Linked DNA regions of Homo sapiens: regions 2 and 3 are each linked to region 1. The links are chromatin contacts, found by Hi-C or POLR2A ChIA-PET in ENCODE. All regions are on one chromosome and are shown on one strand. Each heading gives the region's core, a stretch centred on a gene start or an enhancer-like site at or near the end of the contact. The rest is flanking DNA. Distances are from core to core; before and after follow the strand shown. Region 1 holds the start of TAF1D (TATA-box binding protein associated factor, RNA polymerase I subunit D). Region 2 overlaps MAML2 (mastermind like transcriptional coactivator 2). Region 3 overlaps MAML2 (mastermind like transcriptional coactivator 2).

What was found. Hi-C counts contacts between places; a loop is a spot of excess contacts on that map. ChIA-PET counts read pairs that join two places held with the same protein, here RNA polymerase II (POLR2A). Pooled maps may share reads with other maps.
Region 2: a loop to region 1 is called in a pooled map, with 6 times the contacts of the local background. The contact joins the enhancer-like site here to the promoter of TAF1D in region 1. A Hi-C loop is called at or near these places in 3 of 50 pooled maps. POLR2A ChIA-PET finds 5 or more read pairs at or near these places in 2 of 52 experiments (OCI-LY7 and T-cell).
Region 3: a pooled map shows a loop between it and region 1 (5-fold over the local background). The contact joins the enhancer-like site here to the promoter of TAF1D in region 1. A Hi-C loop is called at or near these places in 5 of 50 pooled maps. POLR2A ChIA-PET finds 5 or more read pairs at or near these places in 2 of 52 experiments (GM12878 and OCI-LY7).

The regions. Positions count from the first base shown.
Region 1 is chr11:93,738,672-93,743,279 of GRCh38, forward strand. It overlaps TAF1D (TATA-box binding protein associated factor, RNA polymerase I subunit D), which reads right to left and starts at 2,824. Exons shown (of 6, transcript NM_024116.4): 1 at 2,651-2,824; 2 at 566-660. The coding sequence starts at 633. C11orf54 (chromosome 11 open reading frame 54) reads left to right here and starts at 3,001. Exons shown (of 9, transcript NM_001286069.2): 1 at 3,001-3,057. RefSeq lists enhancers at 1-446, 2,484-2,993, 3,122-3,807, 3,574-3,693, 4,214-4,608.
Region 2 is chr11:96,240,715-96,245,322 of GRCh38, forward strand. The region is part of intron 1 of MAML2 (mastermind like transcriptional coactivator 2); the gene reads right to left. Among named protein-coding and RNA genes, the nearest start is that of MIR1260B, 98 kb to the right of the region's middle. RefSeq lists an enhancer at 2,833-2,982. Within about 2 kb of position 2,622, at least 38 of the 41 ENCODE cell types and tissues checked have a DNase peak (open chromatin) inside an H3K27ac peak, as active enhancers do.
Region 3 is chr11:96,213,059-96,217,666 of GRCh38, forward strand. All of the region lies in intron 1 of MAML2 (mastermind like transcriptional coactivator 2), which reads right to left. Among named protein-coding and RNA genes, the nearest start is that of MIR1260B, 130 kb to the right of the region's middle. RefSeq lists an enhancer at 2,352-2,421. Within about 2 kb of position 2,118, at least 19 of the 41 ENCODE cell types and tissues checked have a DNase peak (open chromatin) inside an H3K27ac peak, as active enhancers do; they include GM12878 and OCI-LY7, where a contact is called at or near this core.

The DNA.
Region 1 (4,608 bases), core at 1,574-4,073:
ATTTAAATAGCCCATAATGCTACAGCTCTTATTAAAGAGTTTTGTAGACATCGTCTTGCTGTCACCCAGACTGGAGTGCAGTGGTGCAATCACAGCTCACTGCAACCTCAAACTCCTGGAAACTCCAGGGATGCTCCTGCCTCAGCCTCCCAAGTAGCTAGCTAGGACTAATGGCATGCACCACTATGCTCAGCTTACAAAAAAACTGTATCTTTCAAGACAATGTATGAGCTCCAAAAGGCTGTATGGTTCGGTTCACTGCTAAGAGTGTCTGAGTAAAACAAACACAGCCTACCGAACCGGAGGATGTAGTCTGGAAGAGATGCTAATATGACCCAAAGAATACATTTTTTCTCGACGAATGTGTCCCATAATATATTCACATTTTGAATTTAAAGTATTTGCAATGCTATTATATCAATCTATGTAACTAGATAAACTTGGAAGGTCAGTGAAATCTAGTTTTCCTTCTTTCCCAATTCCTGAAAATTATCTTTACTGTCACTCATTATATACAATAGTTTCTCATAATTCAGATACAATAAACATGATTGAATCCACTCACCTTCGATTTGCAAGTTCCACAGCATCAGATGTCACATGGTCAAGAGAATCTATTCCTGATTTATCCATCAATTGCTCTTTGTTTTAAACAGTTTTCTGAAATTATGAAATTTAGTAAATATGACAAAGCTTCCCTAAATATTGACAGTATCTACTACAGTGTTGAACGTGGTCAGACTATGCCAATGATTTCAGGCGAAATCATTTACCAAGGTTAAGCTTCTTATCCATTTCAGATCAGTTTCTTTAAAAAGAAATCCAGAAATTCTATTCACAGGTTCTTTCAGTTGTTACCCTCTAAATGTATTCAACGCAACAAGATTCCAAAAAAGTACCGTCCCTTCCAACAAAAGCATCTTTCAATATAAGTAAAAAATGTAGTTTTATCATTAGCCACATATTTTAACGTACAATTACCAATACAGTATTAATGTACAATTAAAAGCCGTTTTCCAAGATCAAAGGGGGAATTCCTAAAGCAAAGTGTGCCCTATATAAACCAGGAAAAGGATCTCCAATCAATAAACCATTTTAAACTCCTAATCACCTCTCCATTATAATTCCTAGATTCTTCATTCCTAGATTCATTTAAGCAACTGAACTTTGTCATATTGTATCTTTGCCATTATTGGTGGAAACTGACAAGTTCTGAATTCTCAACCTTTTTCAATGAACTATCATAATTCTTGTGTCTTCATCCCCATGGTAGAGAGTATACAACATACCAAAAAAAAAAAAAAAAAAAAAGAAAAAGATTCCTTCTTGTGAGCTAAAAGAAAAAAGAAAAACAGGTTGGTCTGGGTGGCTCAGGCCTGTGTAACACAGCACTTTGGGAGGTCGAGGCGGGCGGATCGCTTGAGCCCAGGAGCTCAAGACCAACCTGGGCAACGTGGTGAAACTCCGTCTCTACAAAAAATACGGAAATTAGCCAGAATAGTGGCGCGCGCCTGTGGTCAGGAGGCTGGGGTAGGTGGAATACCTGAGCCTGGGAGGTGGAGCTTGTATGTAGTGAGCCTCAGCAACACAAGGAGACCCTTGTCTCTACAAAAAATTCTTAAAATACTGGCTAGGTGTGTTGGCCCGTGCCTTTGCTCCCAGCCACTCGGGAGGATCGCTTAAGCCGCGGTGGAGGTTGCTGTTAGCCGAGATTGCACCACTGCACTCCAGCCTGGACGACAGAGCAAGACCCTGTCTCAGGAAAAAAAAAAAAAAAAAAAAAAAAAAAAAAAAAGGCATGGCAACAAAAATTAAAGATAACTACTTATTTCATTATTGTACATGCCTTAGTCAATCTCTTGTCTCATTCTGTAGCTTCTTGGGACCTGACATGAGTCATTACATATAAATCCTAGGATGAACTAGCAAAATATTTAAAATATGAAACGATAAGGTCACCAAGAGCTCAGATTTGTTAAATGCCCCCTGTGGTATTTTCCTGGTACAAGGTCTTACTAGTTTTTTTAAGTACAAGATTCTACAAAGTCATTAAATATCGAATGCTCAAAAACGGAATTCAACAAAAATTTGCCCCCATGCTTTAACGGTATACCTGTAGTTAATTTTTTTTAAAAGTAGGGATTATCAAAATAAAGCTAGCTCAATAATCACTTTTTCGAAGTGTTTAGAAGACACTCCTACTTGGGTGTCGATGCCTCCGTGGGGATTCTGCAATTCTTAGAGGCCACGTGGGCAGAGAGCGGCGCTTTACCCGGAGCTAACGCTGTGACCACCAGCGCCTCTCACCCGGCAGCGCCTAACCTGCAGAAAACCGGCGCGAGTAATGGGTACCTCACATACGAAGGTTAAATCATTTAAATCACGTAATAAGGTTAAACTTGTCCGCAACACGATTTAACACCTCCATCTCAAGATATAATGAAGCCCGTCCACACTACAACCACGTTTGTGTGGGACTCATACCAGCCGCGTGGCGCGGAGTGGCCTGCGGCCGTGATCCCTTCACCCTCTCGGACCGACTTCGGAGTCTCGATCCTCCGGACCAACGAAGGGGCCCCGGGAAACCCCAGATATGCAACGCCTCCCCCGCCCGCCAGGCCCGGACGGCCTCGCCCTCTTAGCAACCTACCTAAAACGGCCTCGCAGTGGCCCCAACCGCGCACTTGCTGCTTGTAACCCAGGCCTCGGCCCAAAACCCGCGACTGGCCTGGTGTCCTAGAGCTCTGTACACACCACCCTCCCGACCTCAGCCCTCCAACTCCCGATAACCAGCCGACCTCCTCCAACCGTGCGGAAGAAAAGGGTTGGCTATTTCCGTGGCCCAAGTAATAGTCAGGCCGAAATCTCGCGATACAACTTAGCTTCCGGGAAGAAGGCGAGCGGTGGGAGGAGACGCGACGTGGGGGCGCCATTTTTCTCGCCGCGCAGGGAGGACTGACTAACGTGGGCGGAGCTCTAGCTCGCGTATTCTGAGGAGGCGGGGTTGGCCTAGGCGAAGATCCGGACTCTGGGTGTTTTGCTACCGTGACCGTTTAGGTGAGTGGAATAGCCAAGAACATTTCGGCAAATAACAAAAACAAAACGTGCGGTCACTTGTGAGTGGATGAGAACTGTGAGGAAACAGCCTCTCAGCCCGGTTCGTTTCCGGTGGTCTCGCGTTTGCTGAGCTGTCGCCTGGCTTTCTAAATCTGGTCCCGGGTGTGTGGCGAGGGTGACGGGTGGGATGTGTGCCTGAGTGTTTTGTAATCCTTTGTCTATTTCTGCCTTCAGAAACCCTTGTGTGTTAAAATATTGGAGAAGGCTCATTCTTTGACCATGACTCGAAGTGTGTAACCTTTGTGCTGGACGCCAGTGTTATTCCATAGCACGCCCAGGTCTCCTCCCCACTTTTGCACCTGTTTCGTAAGCTCACCCTTTCTGCCTCCCAGGAGTTGGCTAACATGTCACAAGTGAGACCTGTGGAGGATTTGTTTTTCCTAAGTTTCCTCCTACATCCCCCCTGCCCCACACCATTAGTTCCTTGACCGGTTCCTGAGTTAAGATTAAACAGTGTAAACTAGTTTAGTTTTGGTGGGGTTTTTTTCTCCCAAAGTAATTTTTTTTTTTTTGAGACCGAGTTTCGCTCTTGTTGCCCAGGCTGGAGTGCAACGGTGCGATCTTGGCTCACCGCAACATCTGCTTCCCGGGTTCAAGCGATTCTCCTGCCTCAGTCTCCCCAGTAGCTGAGATTACAGGCGTGCGCCACCATGCCCAGCTAATTTTTGCATTTTTAGTAGAGGCGGGGGTTTCTCCATGTTGGTCAGGCTGGTCTCAAACTCCCGACCTCAGGTGATCCTCCCGCCTCGGCCTCCCAAAGTAATTTTAAAAAGGAATGAACTGGTTTGATTTTTCCGCTTTCAAAATTCTGTTTTCATATGATAAACCACAAAAATCAGTAAAGCTGTCTAGTCTTATTTTATAGTTCACATTTTAGGATTGAACGGGCCTTAAAAGTAATCTGGTCTCTTTACCTGCTTTGCTCCATAGTTTGGACAATTCCGGGGATAAAAAGTCCGATCCTTTAGGCAGCCCACTGCATTTGATCCACAGGGTCTGGGCAATGACGAAGCTCCAGGACTGGTATGGCATGTCCCTCACTGCCGTATTCAGCAGCAAGCCTAGCTGTGTAATTTGTGAGGCTCAATGCAAAATGAAAATGCAGCGTCCCTTGTTCAAAAAGAAGGGGAAAAGTGCTATTAAAGGGAAGGAACATTTAACTCCTAATGCAGAATCATTGAAATTTCACATTTCATTTTGTATTTTTTCTTTTTTCTTTTTTTTTTTAGAAACAGAGTCTCGCTCTGTCGCCCAGGCTGGAGTGCAGTGTGGCCCGATCTCAGCTCACTGCAACCCCCACCTCCCGGGCTCAAGAGATCCACCCACCTCAGCTTCCCAAGTAGCTGGGACTACACGCGCCCGCCACCACAACCGGCTAATTTTTGTACTTTTAGTAGAGACCAGGTTTCACCATGTTGGCCAGGCAGGTCTCGAACTCTTGACCTCAAGTGATCCGTCTGCCTCGGCCTCCCAAAGTGCTGGGAGTACAGG
Region 2 (4,608 bases), core at 1,372-3,871, 2.5 Mb after region 1:
ATAATTCTCTGATGTACAAATTAGTCTTCCTACTAAATGAAAACTGCCAGCAGAAAGGTACTATTACAGTATATAAAAATGAAAAGTCTCATTGAAGTACGGAATAACTATAAATTTCATTTCAGAAGCATATACTATATACACACAAACTTAAAAAAGTTATAATTAAGATGTCTAATTCTCCTGAAATAGCACTCAAATATATAATAATTCCCTGTAGGGTATGTAGGCAGTCTGGATCAAACAGCATCTCCCTATGCTGTGAACTAGAAACACTACTAGACTAATAGGTTGAACTATTTCTTCTGCTATTTTTCCAGAATATGAAGATAAACAGCAATTGAAGTGTCATCAGAAGATTCTGCAATTATTTTTTGATCACCAACACCATCGGCTGTTGTGAGGTAGAGTTTTTATTATAGTATATATTTACAAATGTCTTCAACAACTTACAGTATTTTCACTAGTTCTGCCACACAGTAGTACCATACATTGTCTTCTCAGCATCAAAGATTTAGTGCTTTAGCAGAGAAACCAACTCTGAAATGAGGACTTTGAGACTGGCTTTTATTTCCTACTAGGTGGTCCTTCTGGGAAGATCAGTGCACAGCTTCTCTTTCCAACATCTACTAAAAAATCCTTTTGAAACAATGTGGGAGGCTGACGACTATTCCCCTATTGCAGTGGTCCTTGACAGGGGGTGATTTGGCCCCCCAGGAGACATTTGGCAATGTCTGGAGATATTTTTAACTTTTGTAACTGGAGGGAGGGGTCTACTGGCACCTAGTGGGTAGAGGCCAGAGATGCTGGTAAATATCTTATAATGCACAGGACAGCCCCATACAAAAAGGACTTAGTCCAGAAAGAAAATAGTGCCACGGGTAAGAAACCTTGCCCTATTGGCTTCTCTGTCAACATAACAGGTATTGCCTGTGAACATTTGTTGCCAGAGTGAGTGTCCCTGGGACAGTGTTGATTGCGGAAGTCAACAGAGGAGGAGAATTTAAGTCCTCCACTTCCTGCTGGGCTCTCATAAAACGATGCAAACCAATGGGCCCTTGGTTTGTTTTAGGTTAGACTTGTGGAAGTTTTCGAAATTCTAGTTTTGCTCTGTTCAATCATTTTAGAAAATATCTAAGTATCGTTCTGGTTTGAATTAGTTTGTTTGGTCTATTTTTGAACATATTTTGCTTCAGTTACAACATTAATATTTGGGTTTTATTCAGTTCAGGGTTCAGCAAATTAGCAAAATTACAGCTTTGGGTTATGGTTACTTGTTATATATCTTTGCATGAGAGCCCATGCAAGTGTGATTGGAGCAGAAAGCTAAGGTTCATCACAACCATGGCCACTAGAGCTTTCTATGATCCAAGGAAGTTAATTCACTTTTTTACTTTGTTTCTCAAGAGGATTCAACAATGCAAGCACCAAACCAAGTGGATGCCCCTCTTTCTGTTGCTTGGTTTAAAATTAAAACCCTTGATGAATAAAGTGATTTATTTCATATTATATTTATGAAAAGGTAGAGCACTCTCAATGTTTTGAGTATTCCTGAAACTGTTTACTTAATTATACAATGAGAAACAAGACAGGAAAAAACTTCATAAAAATCACTAGGGATTTTAAAAAAATGCCCATGTACTCTTATTTTGCAATGGCTCTGGTTGTGAAATCATCAGACTGAAAAATACTGGAGGAGTGGTGAGGGTGGATTTTAGTGACAAGATTTCCTTAAGGCTGTAAATAAACCAGATTCAGTAAGAGAAACAGAGATGGCAGTTTTCATCATAAAAGGGGGAAAACATTTTCCAGTTGAATTATAGGTACAGCACAAAACAGTTGTTCCGTTTTTAAAAACTTTAGTTTCTGCAGGCTGAAACAGAGCATTTCATTTGGCTCAGTTCATGAAAGCCATCTGCACCTGCTCACGAAACAGCTTAAAGAGAAAAAAAAAGTGTGCACCAAGGATTTTAACTTACACAGACAATAAGGGATAGACTCTGGCACTCAAGCACTGAAAAAGCAGGAGCATGATAAAGGGGAAAGGATCATAATTTTATGAAGTGCCAATAAATAATAACCCCAAATCAGCTTACAGCATCACTTAGGTTTACCTGTGGAAGCTACACTTGCCTGTTCTGGTTGCATGTTTAAAAGTTAAGCAATTAAACCTCAATTATATAGGTTTTTCTTTTATGTAGCCTAGGGTTGAATGCATTACTGGCAGGAAACTTTAGCTCATGAATTCAATCAAAAATCCTTTCATTTGTCAGAACTGCTTCCTGCTGCCTCCTTTAAACATCTGCTTCTCCAGTTCAGGGACACACACACACACACATACACATACACACACACCCCCTCTTTGTTAAAATAATAAGCAATCTACCAACTTCCCTTGCAAAAGTTACATTCTCTCTTACACACACACACACTTGTTCCCAGTAGAGTTTATTTAATGTGTCTTTTATAGCTTCCTTGTCCTTCTCTCTTCCTTTCCGCTTTTAAATTCTGGAAAACCTCAAGCTGACAAAAGAAGACATTTTAAAAATGCGAGGATAAGGCCCGGCCGGCCTCCAGACCAATGAGAAGGAAGCAGAGCAAGGAGGCGGGGGAGGCGGGGTTGGCTGTCGGGAATTGCCTGCACTCCTTAAACGGCAGGCACTTCCTGCTAGAGGAGGCCAGCTCTGAACAGACAGAAATCGGGTGGAAAGCTAGCAGGAGGCGTTGCTCAAGTTCAAAACAATCTGTGCGTGTCCAGGCACGCGCGGAGCCAGACCCCAGCCGCGCGGCTCAGACCTCGCGAGAGCCATCACCTGAGAAATCCACAGCCTTTTCTCATCAGGCTTAGACTGTTTTTCCCATACCTCCAAGAAGGAAGACCCACATGTTAAAACTATGAGAAAAGCTGAAAGTGCCTTCTGAACAGTCATCCTTCTTTTTCTTTTTTTTTTTTTTTTGAGACGGAGTCTCGCTTTGTCGCCCAGGCTGGAGTGCAGTGGCGCGATGTTGTCTCACTGCAAGCTCCGCCTCCCAGGTTCATGCCATTCTCCTGCCTCAGCCTTCCGAGTAGCTGGGACTACAGGCGCACGCCACCACGCCTGGCTAATTTTTTGTATTTTTAGTAGAGAAAGGGTTTCACCGTGTTAGTCAGGATGGTTTGTCGTGATCCGCCCATCTTGGCCTCCCAAAGTGCTGGGATTACTGGCGTGAGCCACCGCGCCCGGCCCAGTCATCCTTCTTTAACCACGACATAGGTACTCAGGTCCGCTGGCCTTCCTCTGCACTGATGGACTTTTCTTTGTGAAACTGATTCAGAGGCGGACCTCAAGTGGCTTATTCCTTCGCCTAAAAATCGTGCTGCTTTTTCCTCTAGTGAAGTCTGGAGTACAAATTAATAAAAACTTGGGGCTGTGCGGCCTAATGGCTCAAACCGTGTTCCAGATGTTTTGAAATATTATTACCCCTTTTGAGAGCCTCAGTGTCTCCCTGGAGGGTAAGACATCTGCCTTAAGGGCACTTACCAAGAAACTACAAACATTTGACTGCACACAACAATGGTATCTTAATAAGACAAGGTGCTTAATACAACTGGCTGCCCTATTATGACGTGTAAGAACGTTTTCATATGTAAGCTATGCTTGCAATTCTATAAGTAGATAAGGAAGCTTGTGGTTGTTACACTTCTAATATATGGATAGAAGAGCTTAAACTCTAATGATTAGAAAATTACTGGTATTCTGAAGTGTATTACAATCAATGCATTCATGATATCTACACGTTGTAATTATTCATCCTTAAATTAAAAATGGTTTATATGGTTATAGCCATATATATCGATTATTGTTTTATTATATTAATAATAGCTAACATTTCTGAGCACTATGTGCCAATTATAACACAAAGTTCTTTACATGCATTATTTCATTTCACCCCTACGACTCTACAGAACTATGATTACATTGAAGAAACAGAGGTTTGTATCATTCATTTGCTATAGGCCAGGGAGTGAGTTAACAAAGCTGTGACTTGAACCCAGCACCTGGACTCTCAGAGCAATCACACACTATTCAACCATCCACCCATTCATCCATCTATCCGTCTGTCTGTCCATCCATGCATCCAATCACCCACACACCCATGCCATCCAACATGAAATGTGTATTATTTGGAAAGACACAGTCATAAGATGTGCACAAAATACTTAAAAAAAGGATCTATTTTGTCCACCTGAAACAAAAGGAACATGCTGTATCTTAAAATGTCAGATGTTAGATGTGAGATTATACATCCATACTGAACTGTAGAAACAATGAATAATACAAGCAAAACCAAAAAAGCCAATGCAACTGATATCAACAAGAAATTCAATACTCCTCTGACATACAAAATATAATACTCAGTGTATCTCTCAAAAGACAATTTTTCTTTGAATTTTCCAAATAATTTGCAAAAATTAATTCAGGGAGCCTTCAGGAAAGTGCCTTCCGAACAGTCATCCTTCTTTTTTTTTTTTTTTTTTTCCAAAACAAAACATGCTTAGCATGCACACTTTTACCACTTTTTTCGAGTGGAAAGTTTATTGGCAATATTAAATTTCACCCTAGATAG
Region 3 (4,608 bases), core at 868-3,367, 2.5 Mb after region 1:
GGTAGGAACTATTTTTAGCCTATTTTACAGGTGAGGTGACCAAGATACAGAGAGTTTAGAAAACTGACCCACACAGGAAAAGAGTAGAAAAGCTAAGTTTTGAATTTGGGGCTTTCTGACTACAAAGCCCATGTGCTACAGGACCCCATTGGAGCTCTTAGAACTTTCAAAGTACTTCAGCATTCTTCCTATTTTAAAAATGTGAGGCTATGAGGGAATATGGATAGGTATTGCTACCTGCACAACAGGTAAAGAAACTGGGAATTTACCTACAACTATACGCCCAGTAATGGAGAGCCCTAATTCAGGTCTCCTAATTCTACTCTACTTTATGATCTTTTAAAGACCAGTAATTACATTACATTAACAAACACTAACCTTGAGACCAAATTTAACATCTTGGAAAGAAACCACTGTTACTCTTATAACTGTATAAAATATCCTTTCTTTCTAGAAATCATAGCATCCCATATGGAAGTAAACTATCTGAGATTCTGCCTTAAGAAGTGTAGATGGCAGTTTAAGTATAGCCCTCTAAAAAGTAGCAGCTTTTCCTACATCATCTTACTAGTTAATCTTCCTGGGAACGGGCTGATATTTACTCATCCCAGGAGACCACTGAATTGTCTGGACTCCAAAAGATACCAAGGATAAGGTTTTAAGTTCCCCACCATTAGTCATCACTTGGAGAAAAGTGACAGAGCTCTTTACAGATGCATTGCCTTGTCTTTGCCCTTAAAATTAACAATTTTCAATGAATTTAAATTAGGAAAAGTCAGTAAAGAGTGCCCTCCCTCCCTTAAAAGTGGTCGGTTCCCTGGGTAAGATGTGAAATACTTGGCAGTCTCCAGACGACAGGATCAGATAGGCTAACAATGAATTTGAGAGCTTGCAAAGAAAAGTTAGACAGAATGGATCAGGTTAAAGTGGACACAAATGCCCAACTACAAATTCTAATTATTTTCCTTCCCACTCTTGGAACAAAGAGACAATTGTAAAATATATTTTGTATGTATATATACACAAATATACATATACATATATACAAATAGTGAAAGTATCTCCTATTATTGATGCTCAGAATTTCTATGGAATATAATATATGTGCAGTTTTAACAGTTGAATAATAAAAAATGAATACTTCCTTAGAACTAGGATATAGCTAATTTCTAATATAGGTCTTTTGAGGCCATGCCTAGGTTATTCTGGTAAACTGATATTGTGGAGAAAACGTTTTTGAGTCACGAAATTCTGGATTCAAATCTTAGCACGTCCTCTTAGAGCTCTGTAGATCCAAGTTACGTAACTTTTCAGAGCTTCAGTTTTCAAAACATCTGTAAGATGGAGGAAAGAACACCAACTTTTGGGGGTTCTTATAAAGATTAAATGTGATAAAGAATGTAATCTCTCTAGAACCTTTAGTTCTCATTTCCTTTATTGCCTCCTATTCCTTTGGTGATCATGTACAACAAAATAGGAAACACTTGCTGATGTTGGTAAACCATGAACTCAACTCCAAAGCAGGAGGTTTAAATAACCAAGAAAACTCCAGGAACTGATGCCATTATTTTCCTAATGAGAAGCACTTATAGTCATGCGAAATACACCACACACTTACTTCTAGGTCATTGGCCAACATTTTTGTCCTGAGTGGCAGTGATTGGCTACTCACATTACCCTCTGAAAGCAGCTCTATTTTAGTAGAAGTTGTCAAGTAGCTGATGTATGCTGAAAACTATAGAAAGTCACCCTTTCCTCAAGTTCTTAATTGCATCCATTTGTTTAAAAATGCCAAAAATGCACATGCTCTGACCTTTCTGAGATTTGAACTCAGATCCAGTGAGGAAGTAGAGGCTGAGGATTAGGAAAGAACCATGTGTCTTTGGAAATTGGCCATGTGCCTCGTCTAGTTGACCTTGGATACTTGAGATTGGGTCCAGTGGTTCCCTCACTTTCTTTGCTTCACAAATTAAAAAGATCTAGCCCATAAGAGATGTCTGTGTGTCCATTTCTTGCACTAGGAATATGGGAAAGCTGCTTAAGAAACTGCTGCTTGCAGCTCATGAAATCATGAGTCATTTGTGTAGTAAAGTGAATTGGCCACTTACATTTGTACAAAGTTGAAAAGAGGGTGGGCTGGGGAATGGGGTAATTCCAACTCAGAAATAAATCATCTGAGTGGACTGTATGCCCCTTGAAATGCTGGGGCAGGTTGCTGGGTTCACAGAGAGCAGGTCCCCAGCACTGACATCCTTCCAAGTAACAAATCTTCATCAAGGCCTCACGACCTCTTTAACACCAGCATATAACACAGAAGATTTCAGATCATAGTGTGCTCTCTCTTCCACTTCCTGTTATTTTTAATTCTCTGCTTTGTTTCATGTTTTTAAAAGTCTTTACTAACACTTCTAGGGGCAGCTTCTGAATGAGACAGTGGCCAGTAATTTCTCTGACGAATACACATTGTTGTCCCCTCTTTGGGGCTGAGGAAATCCGAGGCAGGAAATGGTCAGTGGCTTGTTCAGTGTGGTGTAGAAAGGTAGAGACAGACCGACCTCATGAGCAGTTCACCGGTTAATTAAGCCCACTGAACCCTGCTGCCACCTGGAAATGGGTCCTGGGCTCGTTCCTGCACTTCCTCCTCCACACCTGCAGCTGGGCAGAGCCCAGCTGCAGCCACCCCCCTCGGGTGCTGGCTGCCACTGCTTTGGCTGGTTGTTCCCTCTCTTTAACCCATTTCTTTTCACTCTTGGACCTTTTATCCTTTTCAGTCAAATGATAGATCCAAGTCCAGAAATTACAGAACAACAGATTGGAACAACAAAGGCAATGAGAATGTCTTTCTAGCTTTCTAAACTTAGGCCCCCAAAGACTTCCAAACACATTTCAAAAAATTATTATCTAAAAGCACAGGGGAACAAGTTTAAGGCTGAGACATGTACTGCATATTTTGAGACAGAGTTACATACTCAATTTGCTTAAAAAAAAAATAGAGTATTTAGTATCATATTTGCAGAGTCACATGTCCCAGTCCACAGGAACTACACAAACTGTGTCTTCAGAAGTTGGTAGTTGGTAATCTCTTTTAGGCATGCTTAAACCAGAAGAAGAAGATGTAAAATTGGACACAGGAAAAAGATTCTCAGTGTTGCACAGAGGGAAGAACCAGGAAGATCTTAGCCTACTCCTCAACCTAAACCCTCCATTCATACTTGGCCTTTTCTTTTCAGTCTGTAGTTTGACTTTTCTGCCCTAAAGTCTATGGCCCTGATGAACTCCCAGGAAGAGGAAGCCACTGCTTTCTTCCATTTTAATGCCTCTCTTAAGTCCCACCTCAAATTTCACCTTTCTCATAAGGCTTTCCTCAATTCTTCCCAGAGAATTTTACTTCACTTCTCTTGATTGCACCAATTTTTATTGTTGGTACCATTAAATTTGTAGCTTTACATGTAGACATTTTGGAAGTTTTACATGGGTATGTCTGGTCCTGGTATTCTATTTATCCATACTGCCCCAGAGTGTCCAGGCCATGGTGCACTCCAGATTACTTGTAATAAAATGCTTATGGATCATTTAGGTATGCTGTGTATTACAGACACTCTGTTCTGAAAATGAAAAGCAGAAAGAGACTCAGTCCCTGTTCTCAGGAAGCGTGCAGCCCATTGAGAGAAGAAAGCAGGGAAGCAACTGATTAGAAGCCAACGTAATGTGTTTTCTCACAGAGGGTGTGAATTCAGGGCTGGAGCAACACGGTGCAGGGGCATCCAACTCTGGGTAGGACACTGGGGAGTAGAAGTCAGGGTGACTTTTGAATTGAGACTTGAAAAAGCAAAGGTTCACCAGGAGACAAAGGGCAGGGGTAATTCCACCAGGGGCAGGAGGAGGTGCACAAGCAAATAGGTATGTAAGAGGCCATGAAGCAAAGTATTCAGAGAATTAGGAATATGACTGGAGACCAGGGAGTGTGAGAGCAGGATGGTGGGGATGTGGAATGAAGAAGCAGACCAATATGTTCGAATTCAGTGGATGCATAAGCGCATCCAACATACTTTGCTCAGTGCTCATTACATGTTACACTGCTGTTCCTATTAAAGTATAACAAGTATTTGCTTAGCTATTTCACAATTGATCAATTTTTACTAGCTCCATGTCACTGGAAATATTTCCCTTGATCCTTGCAAATGCAGTGAAGGAAAGTGAGAATGCCACTCCTGTGCATTTACTAAAAGTAACTGCACAAGCGCAAATGCACTGTCCATCTAAATAACCAAAAATATAATAGGACATGGTGACTGTCACTCCACGGTGCTGTTGATACAGTTCACACAGCACTAGATGCTGCCCTGCACTGTTTCCACTTATAGCGTGGTATGTCAGTAGACTCTATGAGACACCATATTTAGATTCCATGCTTCAATCCAGAGAACACTGTCCACCGATAATTTATTCGAGCATCTTCCTTGACTGTGTTATCTGTGTTTTTGCTCTATGGTTTCCTATTTTACAGACCCAACCTTTAAGTCCTTCTCTCTTTTTGACAGTAGAAAAGAATAAGACAGGACAGAGAAGCTTGTAGGAGTAGGTGAAGGTGAATAATGGTTGGCAACT